Regions from separate parts of the Homo sapiens genome. Here region 2 is linked to region 1. The links are chromatin loops, found by intact Hi-C in ENCODE. Cell type or tissue: PC-9. All regions are shown on one strand. Links, peaks and the distances in the headings refer to the core of each region. The heading gives the core; the rest is flanking DNA.

Region 1 (2,926 bases), core at 118-2,617:
AAACTAAGTTTTGTGTCTACAGAACTTGGAATACAGAGACACTCTACATTCACTCAACCTTTGCAGGGGGAACTCTCTATTTTTTTCTATACTCCCTAACTATGCCATTCTCTGTGTATATAAAAGTATTCCAGTGTGAGTCCTCTTGAGTACCCCCAAGGTTGACAGTGACACATTTGAACAAGAAATACGGACATATTATAGAATTACATGTAGCACTAAGAATTCCTTCTCATTAACTAAAAGGCTCTGGTTTCATCTGCAGGCCATGCAACATGGTGTCTGATGTTGTGCAATATTTTCCTCTCTCTGTTGCTTCTTAGGATTGAGTGAGAAGAAGCCTGTTTTTAAATAAATAAACAGCCAAGAATCTGAACAGGCTGGCTTCAAACCTGCTATGTAACAGCTTTGTGATGTCTGGCAAGTTACTATCCCCTTTGAATTATGGTTTTCTCCATGATAATGAGAAGAGTAATATTAACACTCTGACAGGGAGGTTTTAATAATCCAATGAGATAATGTGAAGTGCTGAGCATATAGGCCACAGATAGTATATGCTCAATTAGTGCAAAATATTATTACTATTACCATCATCTTCATCCTCATCATCTCTTATCCCCTTGAACTGCTGTGGCCTAATCTCAGAGGCAAAGATTTTATCCTGCTCATCAATTACTCTCTGTTCTACAAATACATTCCACCACCAGGTTTCGAGTAATGATACACAATATTTTCATCCCAAATCTTTGGTTATTTGATCATTTTTATGAGACCGAAGCTGAATTATTAAAACTGCTTTATATTTGAATATAAAATCTATGTATAAATATGCTTCAAACCTAGCCTATTCCAAAACTTTTTTCTTGGGTCATGTCATGTGGTTTCCCTGTAGAGTTGAAGCTGTGCAGTTTTGAGGATGACAAAGTGGACTCAATTGTAATTCTGCTTTGAGGTACCTGACCTTCATTTGTGTGTGGCCCCAGAACCCCTGTGAATTCAGGCTCCTGGGGAGAAGAGCCATCAATCAGCCTGGGAGTAGATTCCTCCTCCTCTTCCTCTTCCTGGGCCTTCTCAGGCTGTGGGGGTGGAGTGAGGAGCTCTCTGTTCCCTGAAGGCATCACTGTGGCTATTTCAATCTGAAAAAAAAAAAAAAAAGAGAATTTCTTCAGGCCAACTTCTCAGTCACTCTGTGTGGCAGTGACACAAATTTAAAATGTACCCATATTTGCCACAAGAGGACACTCATGTTCTAAAGTTCAATAGTTTGACCATCCTGCTTGCTTGGAGGAACACACATGGTTCTAGTAACTGTTGTTTTTAATTAGTTTTGTTTCTCAAATCTTAGAAGTTGTTTCCAATGCCTTTTTTTTTTTGGTCTTCTTGTTCTTTAATATCGTATATGTTTGTTCATTTCATAGGTTTAAAAAAAAGCTCATTTATTGTTTTCTAATAATAAGTAGCATTATAAGAATGCATCAATGTTGTGAAAGCTTCACATTAATTCAGAAGTGTACAGAGTAAATTCAAAACTCCCCTTTACCATCCAGCTCTCATTCTACTCCCCTTGAAGGTAATAACTGAGCAGAAATTGATACATATTATCTTGTCCTTTCAATCCTTGATTTCCTAGGTTCAAATATTCTGTTCCTTACCAATGACTTATACTGTCTCTAATGGCATTTTACTGAAAAGTATCCTTTATACTAAAATAAAATATATAGTGACATAAAAACTATGATTTGATTGTGATATGCCATTTCTCATGTGTTTTCAATATTATTAAAATAACAAATATTGTAATGATATCTAGGTATGTTAAAATGGACTTCTTTGAGAACGTTGACACTAGGAGGCAGTTATAAAATTACAAAATTATTCAAAGGTTTTTTTTTATATTATATTTTAGATTACAACTGCTTTGCTCTTATCTAACTTGTACATTTTAAGTAATAGAATCATTGCTTTTAAGAATACTGTTTGGATTTAGGAGAAATCTTCTCTTTCAGATTTCTTCCCTTGTCTGAATGTCTATTTCTTTGTGGTACTTAGTAAATGTCTACTTCTCTGACGGTCTCGTAAGCTTGGGCTGAAAATTTGCTCCAGGCAATTGGGATGGCGACATCCAGGACCCACTTTTTGTGGCCCAGTGTCCTTGTGGTATCCCCAGAAATCCCAGACTTTCCCTTAACCACACCAATATGGCCTTTTGCTTTTTTCCACCCTTCTTTATTTGCTTTCATTAAGAAAGTAAAGAAACACATAAATTATTTCTGGATTACTTAATACCAAGTGATCTGCAAACTATTCCTTTCATCTATAACACAGGTATATTTTCAGACCAGGTATTTTCTAGGTGTTTGAGTAACCAAAAAATTTTAGGAATACACTTATGATTTAATATCACTTATAATAGATTTAAAAGCATTGCAAATCACAAATGAAAATTATTCTTTTTAAGGAACACTAAACTTTCTTTTATCAGTTTATATTTCTGAATTGTGCATCCTTCTGTGCTTCCATAGAGTCTCTCTATTTCAGCCTTTTCTGTGCTGTATTACATTGGTTCCATTTGTTTTCTGCATTTCCAAGCCTGCTGGATGGTAAAGTATGTCATGTCTTTTATCTGTGTACCTCTAGGCTGTAAGCATAATAGGCAATCAGCAAGTACTTATTGAAGTATAATTTTTTCCAACTTTGCTTGTCCAAAATATATCTAAGTCACAGCTCTATGTTTAGAGATTTTCTGAGACAAATCAGTGAATGTGCTAATACTTACTTTAAATTATTTAAAGCATGAAATCAAAACAAAAACAGATTATACTGTCTTTGATACTTTAGGAGCAATACATGAAGATACAATAAAGCTTGACCAGAAAGCTCCAGCTGAGAAGTTTGGGCACATTTTCTTAAACAGAAAGACATACGG
Region 2 (2,926 bases), core at 242-2,741, 1.7 Mb after region 1:
CCCCAAGAATGCATTGTAAGTGCAAAGGGGAGTCAATTTGGCCTGATGGAGACACCACGATCCCAGAGAAGAGATCTGGGCACTGCTGCAAGTGGTCTGAAAGGATGTGAGTCAACTTTCAACACAGAGCTGCAAAAAAACAGCTTTTTGTTCTCTTTATTGTTCCTTAAGCAATTTCAAGTATTACCTGATTTCCAGCTGTGACTGAATTCCAGGCCGTTGAAAAGCACTATTGTTACTGTAACTGGGCAAGGTTATTAACAAGCTCCAGCATTTATTGAGAGCCTACTGTATGCTGGACACTTTACACACATCATCCTATATAATCCTTGTATCCTGTATAATCAGCCTGTAAAGTAGGAGCTACTATAATTTTCCTCATTTTCCAAATGAACAAACTGAGGTTAGGGAATTGGTCCTAAATCATAAAGCCAGTAAATAAGAGCCAGGTTTCCAACCAGAGCACATAGACTGCTCATCCTGGGCTATTTTCAGACAATACAGACACATACGAAGAATGATCTGTGAAAGGTACATCTGTAAAACGTAATTGATCCCTAAAAACCTTTAGAAACCAAACACACTTCTATATGCATATCTTGTCACTTCCCTTGGAAAGCATGATTATTTCTTGTTGCTACTAAACAACAAACTAAAAAACGATGCAGAAAGATACAGAGATGATTCCCTGCATTCTGTCAGCTTCATAAACGGTTTTTATGTTATTTGATCAACAGGAATCCTCTTTGTCCATAAACTATGTGTTGACTTCTACCCTTGCTGTGTTGTCCTCTTCCTTCTCTAACATGAATCTTATTCTCTCTCTTAGCTATCCTACTTCTCCAGGCTAAGGAAAGCAACATCTGAAGAAAGCACATAATTTCCATGATTAAGCACCTAGAAATCCTGCATGCCTTTGCCTTATTTACTATTCTCAACTGCAAAGCCGACACTGTTTTCCCCATTTCATGCATAAGGAAATGAGTCTGGAGATGCGGGGTGTGGTTGTTAATATTATGCAACCAGAAACAGGCTGAGGAGCTCCTTCAGTCTATGCCCTTTGACGCCAAAGCCGTTCTCTATTCCTTTCCCCTTATCTTCCTTGCTCTTTCCACCACTTCTGTACTTTTCACACACAGATTTCATAAAGCCTAAATAGAGAGAGGAGAGTGAAGGGTCGGCATGCAAAATATTTAAAAACGTATTGCATTCCCTGTGATATTAGGGCCACCGTTGTCATTCAGCTGAGGTCTCTGGGATCGATTCTCCTCAGATTAGCCCATGAGGAATGCGTTCTGTGTGTTTGCAACAGGATGAACTAAAGCCAGTTGGTCAGTGGTTTGTCTGCCTAAGAGTTGAGTCTGACCTGGTTGGTGCACTTGGGATGATGCAGTCTCATGCCCTCTTGTTTGAACTGTGCAATGTTACACTGCCACCCTGTGGTTCCTTCATTGTGAGTTCAGAAACAAAACTGGCTGACAAAATCCGTCTCATAAACCATCCGGGGTGAGTTTGGAACAGGGTCTGAAGGAGAAACCAGGTTTGGGAAAGGATATGAAAGAGAGGCCTTAACTTGCCAAGGAAAACGTAGGTCATTTTTGATATAAAGTAATTGACTGGTTATGAACACAGGACTTGGAGTCAGGCTGACCAGAGTTTAAACTTACCAACTGATAGAAGGAATGAGTTCTAATGTTTGTCAGCAGAGTAGGGTGGCTATAGTTAACAATAATGTATTGTATATTTCAAAATAGCTAGAAGACAGGATTTTAAATGTTCCTAACATATAGAAATGACAAATATTCGAGATGATGTATACCCTAAATACCCTGATCATTTCACATTCTACACGTGTTTAAAAAAAATCAGCCACATTAAATTTAAAGGAGTTTAATTGTGCAATGAACAATTCATGAATCGGGCAGCCCCTAGAATCACAGCAGATTCAGAGAGACTTCAGCACAGCCACGTGGTAGAAGAAGATTTATAGACAAAAAAAGGGAGGTGACGTACAGAAATTGGAAGTGAGGTACAGAAACAACTGGCTTGGTTAAAGCTCAGCATTTGCCTTATTTGAACACAGTTTGAACACGCAACAGCATATGAGTGGCTGAGGCACGGCTGCTGGGATTGGCCAAGACCCAGCCACTGTTACCGGCATACACTCCCAAGTTAGGGTCTCACTCTTGTCTACCTACTGCGTTAGGTTGCAGTTCATCCACAAGGACTTAAACACAGAAGTTCAGAGTCCTTCTCAGGTCATATTTAGTTCACTTTAAAAACTCCCCCCTTTTGGTCATTTTCTCAATTTTGAGAGTGACCAAAACTTTAGTCATTGATGTCACTATTACCATTGTAAATGTACTTATTTGGTCTTGAAAGCCACTGGAAAACAGTAGAACAGTGAGTTTTGCAAAGGTAGGAACAAGGACTGAGTAGAGGGTACCTGCTTATGCTGGAACACCCTGTTTATACATATAACATAATATCACCTGTACCCTATAAATATGTACAAATATATATTTTTTGAGACAGTTTCACTCTTGTCACCCAGGCTGAAGTGCAATGGCATGATCTTGGCTCACTGCAACCTCCACCTCCCAAGTTCAAGCGATTCTCCTGCCTTAGCCTCCCCAGTAGCTGGGATTATAGGTGCCCGCCACCATGCCCAGCTAATTTTTGTATTTTTAGTAGAGATGATGTTTCACCAGGTTGGCCAGGCTGGTCTCGAACTCCTGACCTCAGGTGATCCACCCGCCTTGGCCACCCAAAGTGCTGGGATTACAGGTGTGAGCCACCTCACCCGGTCTACTATGTACAAATATTATGTATCAATTTAAAAAAAAAAATTTTAATAAACTTAGCAACAGAATAATTCCTTCTCTGGGCCCCAGATTCCTTGTCTGTACAATGTGAATAGTAATAA

The links. Peaks named below come from ENCODE experiments on the same cell type or tissue, not always from the same donor. Only the 100,000 strongest peaks of a DNase experiment are listed, where the experiment ranks them.
Region 2: a loop joins it to region 1, with 6 times the contacts of the local background. A loop is called at or near these places in 5 of 110 quality-filtered maps.

Annotation. Positions count from the first base shown.
Region 1 is chr12:90,977,127-90,980,052 of GRCh38, forward strand. It overlaps EPYC (epiphycan), which reads right to left. Exons shown (of 7, transcript NM_004950.5): 3 at 962-1,136. Among named protein-coding and RNA genes, the nearest start is that of CCER1, 23 kb to the left of the region's middle. In PC-9, for the core only: CTCF peaks have their summits at 1,226 (motif pointing right) and 1,433; no DNase peak of the experiment used is centred there.
Region 2 is chr12:92,648,712-92,651,637 of GRCh38, forward strand. The region is part of intron 1 of LOC124902983 (a long non-coding RNA gene); the gene reads right to left. Among named protein-coding and RNA genes, the nearest start is that of PLEKHG7, 53 kb to the right of the region's middle. RefSeq lists an enhancer at 1,262-1,556. In PC-9, for the core only: a CTCF peak has its summit at 1,431 (motif pointing left); a DNase peak (open chromatin) is centred at 1,330.